Linked DNA regions of Homo sapiens: regions 2 and 3 are each linked to region 1. The links are chromatin contacts, found by Hi-C or POLR2A ChIA-PET in ENCODE. All regions are on one chromosome and are shown on one strand. The core of a region is the stretch at or near the end of the contact, and the rest is flanking DNA. Distances in the headings are between cores, read along the strand shown.

Region 1 (2,968 bases), core at 334-2,833:
GCCACCCCTCCTTAGCTGGCAGTTACTAGGGATGCTCACTGAAGTCCTGCTAGGAAATTGGGGCCTTTCTCCTGTGTGGTCTCACAGGAATCTTTCCTAGCCTGATGGAGAAGAGACAAACCAGCCAGAAAGCCAACCTGGCTATTTTCCTGGCGCAGCCGTGTAATTTCTGAGCAAGATCTGAGAGCTCCTAATCAGCAAGGAGGAGCCCTGGTTACAGGGAGAAGGGGCACTCACGCTATCCCCTGCCTGCCCTTTGGGGGCTCACCCCGCTAACTCAGGGGACTGCGGAGTTTCAAGAAGCGATCTCTATGTTGGGATTGCTCAGGCAGGGAAATACAGGGGCTTATACAACACCAGATAAACTCTATCTCCACCCTATAGTCCCCAGTTCAGCTCCCATTATTTGTAGGATCCACAGAGCTCCTTTTAAAAAAAAGGATTTGAACTTTGTAATAAAAACTACATTAAATAAAGGTTCTGTACCTCCCTTCAAAACAAAGAAACCACACAAATCCTCACTGGACCATGACAGAGATGCTGTATTTTTAAAACCATGTTTGGCATGTAACATTTGTTTTAACTTATAACACCCATCTCTGGGATGGTGCACTTTGAAGACACATTGAAGCAAAGGCTCACCATATAAGTGGGTTAAATTTTCTGTATATTTTATGGTCGTGTGGATATAAGATTGCGGCAAACCTGTTAAGTTATCAACTGGATAAAATAGTGTCAAATGCCCAGTTGCACCTTGGAAAGAGAGGCTGTGTAATTTGCAATTCTTGCCAGTTGCTACTTTCACCGGCGGACAGGTGTACGTGTTGGGGGCTATATTTTGTGGTTATTTAGTCAGCAAAGCCAAAAGCTGTGGGTACAGTGTCCCAGTAGGCTGGAGACTGGCACTGCAGAACCCCTCTAATGCTGGACTGACCAGAATAAATGAATTTTGGTGGAAATCATAATTGGGAAGGGATGACTTTATAGGCACCACCTCATGGGAGACATCTGCACTGGCCGCAGCTGAATGGCCGGAAATACACGGGGCCCGAACTAGTGGCTTCCTAAAGACCACGTCTCATTTATCTTCTCCTTTCTAGGAAAGCAGCTCCCCAGCTTGAGTGACTACTTTAGACTTGGTGAAATTGTGCCTATATATTTTTCTCCTTCTTCTGTTATTTTCCCTTCATCCCAATGCAGCCACTGTGGGATCTGTCGGTCACAGATAATGGTTTTTAACCCGTCAGAAGACCTGTGCGTTGCGGCTTCTCTGAGGGTTTCGATTACGGAAAAAGTCCGGGTGACGTACAATTAGGCTGCCGCAGGCTGGGAGGCTTGGCGGCGTCATTCCAGTTTCTGCAGCGAGGTGGCGCTCCAAGGTACGGCAGCGCGCCCGGGTTTTCGCCACCGAGCGCATCCGCCGCCGCGTCCACGCAGCGAGGCAGCGGCCACCGAGCAATGTTAACTCGGGGTTCCTAAAGCCTCTGAGCGGAAAATCGGGAGCGCTCAGACCCACCTAGGCGGAGCGGTCCGCAGGGTGGGCGAAGGCCTGAGGCCACGACTGGGGAAGGCTGGCGGCGGCGGGGAGCGCTGTGATGGCGAGTTCCGGAGCACACTCCGCGCGCCGCCGCTCGGGGGAAATCTTCGAAATTCCCGGGCGGGGCGGAGGCTGGGGCTGCAGGTCCCCAGGCACGGCGAGCGGCGCGCTGGAGTCAGCCTCGGCCCAGGCACACCGAGCAAGCGCCCAATCCACCACAAGCTCAGAGACGCAGCTTAGGGTTTTTTGTTGTTCTTGTTGTTCTTTTTCAAAGAAAAAAATAAGGAAAATATGTGTTCTATCGTTGTCCCCCAAACTAAAAAAGAAAAGATATATAGTTTTTGGGTTTTCCTTTGCTTTCTTCTTTTCTCTCATTTCCTTTTTCTTCCCTTCCTTTTCCTTTTATTTTCTGTAGTTTTTTTTTCTTACCTCTCCTTTCGCTTTTTTTTTTCTGTATTTTTCCTCCTATTTCTTAGAACTGGTTGTGTGTGTGTGTGTGTGTGTGTGTGTGTGTGTGAGAGAGAGAGAGAGAGAGAGAGCTTGAAAGAGAGAGGGAGAGAGAGAGAGAAAGTGAAAGTATTACCACCGGCTGGTAATACTAGAAGGCTTGGGCAAATGGTAGCAAAATTGGAGAAACTATTTCAATTTATTGAACGGACTTCAGTGCGTACGATTTCGTTTCCATGCTTCTGCTCTTTCTGGGTGTCTCACAAGCTCTGAGTCGAAGATGACTGGGAGAAAATGGCTCTCACTCTGCCACTCCTCATCTGCGGTCGTAGGGGCCCTTTAAAATCATTTTTGAAACAGTGATAGAATAATAGTAATAGTCCCAATGAACAGCGTTTCCTTCTGGCATGAATTTTCTCGTGGTTTTGCAGCCTGGTCGGCGGGACCCGAGGAACGCGGGCGGGCGGCGCGGCTGCTAGGCTGGGGCCCTCCTGTCAGCAGCTGGTTCCATGTGAATCCCCTGACCCGTGAGCTGTCCCCCTCTCTGTGGCCCTGGGTCTCGGGCCTGGGCCCTCGCAGCTGCTGGGATGCTTTGCTGCGACAACACCCTGCCTTCCACATGCAGCCGCTGCACTTCTCCCTTGAGTCGCATTTCCGGCCACCTCACCTTCCTTGAAGTTTTCTAGTATATAAGGAGGAATTTTCGGCCCAATTTAGAAGTCTGCAGAAACTCAGAGGGTCAGGTCATTAGGAATGTTAACGCGGCGACCAAGAATTATAAACATGATCTGAAAGTCTCTTCCAATTCATTTCTTCAAGTATTTATTTGAGCTAAGTGATGAAAAGTGACAGTTGTGAAATAGACAGCTTTTAAAAGTAATGAAGTCAGATGAGGCTTTAACCTGTCGATTGCTATAAATCAACTTTGAAAAAGAGGAATGAAGAATGTTATTTGAGCACCTAACCGCCAGCATTTGCTTTGCC
Region 2 (3,119 bases), core at 468-2,967, 270 kb after region 1:
TTGGACTCTTTTTCTCTTTCTCTTGCTTTTATTAAAAAGATGACAAAAGAATTGCACTGTTTAGGTTACAAGGCAGTTTCACATACAGTATCTCATTTCATCCTATCAACAACTCCTTGTATCATTATTCTCATTTCATAGATGAAAAACTGAAACAGTGATAAGGGGGAAATTGCCCCAGGTAATTCAGGCAATGGTGCTGGACTACTTGGTTTTCTACCACACCGCTTTTTACTGTATGTCTATCTTTTCCATTTTTTAAAGTTGGTTGGTTTTACATGAAAGCACAAATGAGTATGGGATAATTGACATAGAATAGATAAGATCTGAGTATGGGAAAAGCAGAATTGTGCACACACAGTTGGGGTCTCCAGAAATAACCTCTAGATCCTAAAGAATGAACTCAGCCTTCAAGTTCTTAAGGGTATTAACAGCCCCTCCTTTCGAATCTGTGATCTATGACTCTAGAATCCAAATTTACCAATTTGCATCCCCCAAGGATGCATCTCAACTTTTTTAATGAAGAGAGATTTCTTTGAATATCAGCCAGAGGTCTGCATGTAGGAAGAATATGTGCCCTACATAGCCTATGAAAGAGAATAAAAACCAGAACCTAAATCATTATCTCTTTCTTTCATTTACCTTCCTGTAATGGACCATACTGGGCTAGAAGACATTTCTGGAAATTCTCCTAGCTGGCTGAAATACTTGAAGGGTTAACACCTAATGACCGATCCTTTTTCCGAAGGCCAAAAACCATTTTCAAAAGTAGAGGGCCATTTATCTGTTTTTCTTTAACAATTTTAAATATGTACTATATCCAAATCTTCACCCATGTTACAAAAGCACTGAAATCAAACAACCATGGTTCATTCCTGGCCTTTGATTTTTATATCCATGCATGTTAAAAAAAGAGAGAGAGAAGGAAACCCCAACATGTGTGCTGCCTTTTAATAAAGATCATATTAAAAATTCAATAAATAGCAATATCTCTGATCTCTTAACAAAAGCTTCTGGTGTACAGGAAATTAAATGAAAAAAAAACCTTGTTAATCCTTTTTGATTTCTGTACATTGTAGCTAGAAGCATAATTCTTTAATTCACAGATTTCTCCTTTTTTTTTTCTTTTTAACATTAAAAAAATCTTTTCCTGCACAAACGTTGTCTGGGCAACACTATAAATGCAGCTTGATTCTCAGAAACATTTAAAAATAAAGGGGGGTGGGATGAGGTGCGAGCAATTGTGTCATCATTTCATCCCAGTGGCCTTGGAAGGAGGAGTCCACCTCGAACCAGGTGATAACCTGATAGACTTTATCTTGTCTTCTCTCGGCCTCCCTGAAGCCTGCCAACACTTCGGCTGGCTGTTAGGCATTTTAAATATCCCCCCTGAGCCCTAACCTCACCCCCTTTCTCTTCTTGTCAGCTGGAATGTCTCAGAGCTGTCAGAAGCTTGTTGCTTATTGATGTTTCCGTGTGTTTTATGTCTTTTCTGAGATATGACAGGCCCTGACACAGTGCTGATTTCAATCAGGCTGCTTCTGGAGAGGCCTACGATTTTTAGTTGCACTATCCACGTCTCGAGCATACTTCAGAGGCTCCTGTCTAATGAAAATGTTTCAGGAGGCCGAAATAAAGGCCCTGTGCTCAACAAACAGCAGCTGAGGAATTCGCAAGGCTTGAAAAAACACGTGTGCATGCACACGCGTGCAAGCACACACACATACATACACACACACACACCCCAGAATCACCGCACCGCCCCCCCCTTCCTGCTTTTGTTATAAGAAAAGCAAGAACAGAAAGTGACCTTGTGAGCCAAAGGTTCTGACACTGAATCAAATCCCTTTAGACCTGAACTGACAGGCTGGGCCTGGCTTTAGATTACGTTATCACATCTTAGAGCGAGGCTTGTATGTACCTCAGGATTCCCTACATGTAAAGAGCTGGCGATTTTACCCCTGCTGCCTATTAAGTCAAGTTCTGATGTCTTGTCGAGAATGAAAGCCTATCACACACAGAGGGCTGAAATAAAGGGGGAAGAAAACAACCAGAAATGGAAATAAAATGTGTAGCCGGCAGTGAACTCATTTCTGTTATTTACAAGGCTAGCCATCGGGAGATTAAAAACATTAGCAAATTAGTCTTCATAAATCCAGTGTGATTTTCTGAAATTTATACAGACATCTAATTTGATATGTCATGTTGGTCATATTCAAGCTGGGCAAATAAGGGGCTCTGGATACTAAAGGACCTTTTATTTAGCCAGCTTTGGCACATCGATTTGAGGGTCACCATCATCAAATTCATTTCCAGAAATCTGGGCAAGAGTGTAGAACACTCAGTTTTGTGTACATGTTTAGTGAGTGCACACACTTGGTCTAGTCAAATGACCTCATTGTATCTATTTCACCAATTGGAAATAAGAATGCTAAAGTCCTTTATGCTTTCTAAGAAGGACTTCTTTTCATTATTGATCTTTTACATTTTACAAGTCAAGCAACTGATGCAAGCTTCTCAAAGGCAATAAAACTCCAATGATGAGGACCAGATTTGAAACTTTCTCAGTAACTAGTGTTCTCCTTTTCTACATGACAATGCACTTCTCACTGGACTGCAGTTAATATTTGTGACATGATTAGGGATTTCTAGAGGGGAAAGACACAATATTAGGCTAAGAGAGTCTAGAATGAAAGTACTTCTTGAAGGACAAATATCTAAAGTGAAACAGGCATTAATCAAAAATCCTCAAAAAGATCTCCAAAACAACTTTGCCTGTTTTTTTTGTTTTTGTTTTTGTGGGAAAAGTGTGGAGTGGTGGTAAGAATAAGGACTTGAGAGGACAACATCTCAAAAGTCAGCCATTGGGCAATTCAAGGGACCCAGCCTGATTCCTTTATGCTCATGGTTAAAAAGTGAGGCTTCACATGAGAATCTAGATTCTTGGCTTATCTGGAAAAATCAGCCAGTCTAGAAGTGATAACAGTCAGCTGTCACTGTGTGCCAGCAGCGCTGATTAGATGGGCCCAACGTTCCCTGAGGGGGTCACAGCCGACCCCCTCTTTTTGTCTCTTCTATACTTAAGGCTCTGGTCCTTGTAACATCTGATTTATAAATTT
Region 3 (2,866 bases), core at 85-2,584, 340 kb after region 1:
GAGCATGTTGAAATGTTTGGACACTAATACCCATTCATTTTCTTGGCTCCATAAATAAAAGCCGCCAGCTCTGTGGCGGCCGTGAAATGGTATTCTTCAGGGCCCAGCAGGAACCCCCATCCTTATTACCACTGCAGGGGGCAGGACAGGCCCAAAATAGCAAGACAACTAAATCAAGACATTTTCAATGTCTAACAAAATGACTGTGTTTTAGAAGGAAGCAAAAGGTTGGAAAAAATTGGACAGCTGTTGTACTTAGTGAAATACCTTTGTTAAAAGAGTTCAGATGGGAAAAAAGAATCTTTTAAAAATGCATAAGCATATTTCTGAATATCATTTAAAATCTCCAAAGATCTTATGAAACTGTAAATCGAATGCATTGATGTAGTCATCAGAGGACTTCAAGCTGAAGGTATATTCCGTTTGCAGACCCCGGACCGCAGATTATGATGTGGGTCGTCAGAAATATTCTGCGGGCCTTATTATGCCTGTAGGTTTGATGGGAGAGTAGCTTCAGAAGGAGGTCAGGGAAGCTTTTGAAGGAACCTGAGCAGCTATTTTGGCCTTCAAATCTTTCTCAAATTAAGATTTTTTTTTTCTAAATAAGTTCGTAGACCTGAGCAGGTTTTAGCTATTGCTATTTCTTTTATCCAAGAGAAAAATTAGCTGAAGTATTTCTTAAGAGTCATAAAGGCATGGCAGTAACTTGACAGGGAGGAAGGCATTGAAAGAAAGTGTTCAGAAGGTATTTTTGGATTTTTGTTTCTCTTTCACTGCCACCCCACCCTGACAGTTATGAAGTGCTGTTCGCCCATTTTGAATAAACAATAAATTCCTTCTGTTGTCATAATATATCCCATAAGTTAGTATCCAGTCCAATAACAATTAGTACTGATTTTTTTTTGCATGGTGCAGTGCTCCATGGCTGACATTATTATAATTAAGCATGTAAATGTAACATCATTCTGACACAAACCAGTCATTTTATGTAGTACAACTCAAAAGGTTTCCTCAAAATGTAAACACTTAGAAGAATCTTGCCAAATCCCACAAAGTTAACATGCCACTCAAGTCTGAAACACAGGACTTTTGGATTTTTGAAAGTTAATAAACAAAGAGGAAACTATTCTCTCCCCCACTTCCCACCAATCTCCTCTTCAGTCTTTTATGACTCAGATTTTAATGAGAGCCATAAACATTACCTTGCCTAATAAAAATTCCAGTATTTCAGAGCTGGCTCAGAGAATGTGAACCACATCTGGTGACAACTGGAGCTAATTAATATCTTTATAGGTGTCTTCCATCCGCTAGAGTTTAAACAGAAATAGTCAGGGGTGCTTACATCAAAGCCCGAGGCAACGGAGGGCTGTTGCTTGCTTTCCAGTCTGAACTGATAACAAGTAGACCAATTTTTATAGGATTGTAAAAGCTAAGTGTGGAGATGGTTCACGCAGAGAAGCACTTTGCTCCACTCTTCCTGCCATTCTGTGCTCATGTCCCTGGTTTTCTCTGCTGTAGACTAGTCTGGCTAGTTAGTTAGACATGTGGACAGGCAACAGGGAAAAAAAAAATGCTAAAAGAGGGCAGGGGAGACTAACAAATAGCTGTGCTTAGATTTAGACAAAGCACACAGTGACCCAGACATACCAGATCTTCTTGCAAAGATCTTTAAAAATCTGCTGTGTCAAGCATTTACTTGTGGCCCAGAGAAGGTTTATCTAACAGGCCCAAGTGAAAATTAACAAGCAAGATGCACTAGCACCAGTGGTGCTAATGCGTGTTTTGAAGCGTACCAATCGGCCTAGTGCAATGTCACAGCTCCAGGCTAAACATGCAGGTGGTTGAGGGGCTTCTTTTTCAGAGGTTACCCTACAAAGAGCATGGCAGCCTTTCTCTGTCAGTATGGGCCAGTACCCCAGGAGCTCCCGGACAATCAGAAAATAATGCCATCAACCTGACCATGGTTAAGTACATAACATGCTGAAGGTTCACGGGTTTGTAGTCTGGAACAATAAAGAAAAAATAAAGACGCTTGCTCGGCAGGCCCCAGCTGTTATTAGCCATGCTGAGAGATCAAGGAAAGGTATGATATGGACTGCCATTTCAATTGGGACCAGGTTAATCTTTCAATTGGAGGAGAAGAAAAACAACAACAGAAAAGCAGTCCTTAGAATGAACCAAGGGGACAAATGACAATGTCATTACTTTCATAAGCTGTGCTTAACTCTTTACTAATAGAGACCACGTATCCTTCAAATAAGCTTAATTTTCTTCAGAATGGTGGGCAGAGAACTCTAACACCTCAAAGTTCAGCCAATGAACATACTATCTAATCTTCATTAATTGTGCATCGTTGAGACTTATGACTTAGAGGAGAATCTCTCTACCCACGTAGATTAAAAATAACTAGTATCTCTTAACGGAAACATCATTGGAGTTTATTCTGGCCTGGACTCCATGGCTGATTTGTGATCTTCAGAAAGTGGCTTAATCACACTGAATCTTAGCTTACTTGCTTGGAGAATGGATTAGGATGAAGTCAGAGAGTTGGGAATGAAGTCATTCTTGCAACACCAATATTGTTTGAGAAGTTTGTTTAAAAACACCAAGAACCATCTGTATGCTATTAAAGGAAAAGCTAAATTGCTGATTGCACACCCAAATATCCAGATGATTCTGTGTGAGTGGGTGTGGGAGGGTGTGCACTCTAGAAGGTGGGAGAGATCATGGGAATGTCAGCAGCAAAGAGCTCTGCAAACTGAAAGCTTGCAAGCAAGTAGGAAGTAGAACTAGAATTTCTATTTTTTTACCTTCCAAATGAAATATGAGAACAAGGAATTCTGCAAGTCTAAAATATAATCATTCA

What was found. A loop is a pair of places that touch in the nucleus more often than their neighbours do. ChIA-PET counts read pairs that join two places held with the same protein, here RNA polymerase II (POLR2A). Pooled maps may share reads with other maps.
Region 2: a loop to region 1 is called in a pooled map, with 2.9 times the contacts of the local background. The contact joins two enhancer-like sites. A Hi-C loop is called at or near these places in 4 of 50 pooled maps. POLR2A ChIA-PET finds 5 or more read pairs at or near these places in 2 of 52 experiments (activated T-cell and naive thymus-derived CD4-positive, alpha-beta T cell).
Region 3: a map of A673 shows a loop between it and region 1 (4-fold over the local background). The contact joins two enhancer-like sites. A Hi-C loop is called at or near these places in 8 of 168 maps with a recorded cell type or tissue (A673, Calu3, MCF 10A and 5 more), 1 of 37 single-sample maps with no recorded cell type and 16 of 50 pooled maps. POLR2A ChIA-PET finds 5 or more read pairs at or near these places in 1 of 52 experiments (HEK293T).

What each region holds. Positions count from the first base shown.
Region 1 is chr15:96,355,673-96,358,640 of GRCh38, forward strand. All of the region lies in intron 3 of LOC101927263 (a long non-coding RNA gene), which reads left to right. Among named protein-coding and RNA genes, the nearest start is that of SCDAL, 14 kb to the left of the region's middle. RefSeq lists an enhancer at 2,802-2,968. Within about 2 kb of position 1,584, at least 28 of the 41 ENCODE cell types and tissues checked have a DNase peak (open chromatin) inside an H3K27ac peak, as active enhancers do; they include A673, where a contact is called at or near this core.
Region 2 is chr15:96,625,619-96,628,737 of GRCh38, forward strand. No RefSeq gene overlaps it. Among named protein-coding and RNA genes, the nearest start is that of SPATA8-AS1, 160 kb to the right of the region's middle. RefSeq lists a silencer at 1,787-1,987. Within about 2 kb of position 1,718, at least 4 of the 41 ENCODE cell types and tissues checked have a DNase peak (open chromatin) inside an H3K27ac peak, as active enhancers do.
Region 3 is chr15:96,692,942-96,695,807 of GRCh38, forward strand. All of the region lies in intron 2 of LOC105371002 (a long non-coding RNA gene), which reads right to left. Among named protein-coding and RNA genes, the nearest start is that of SPATA8-AS1, 89 kb to the right of the region's middle. Within about 2 kb of position 1,335, at least 2 of the 41 ENCODE cell types and tissues checked have a DNase peak (open chromatin) inside an H3K27ac peak, as active enhancers do; they include A673, where a contact is called at or near this core.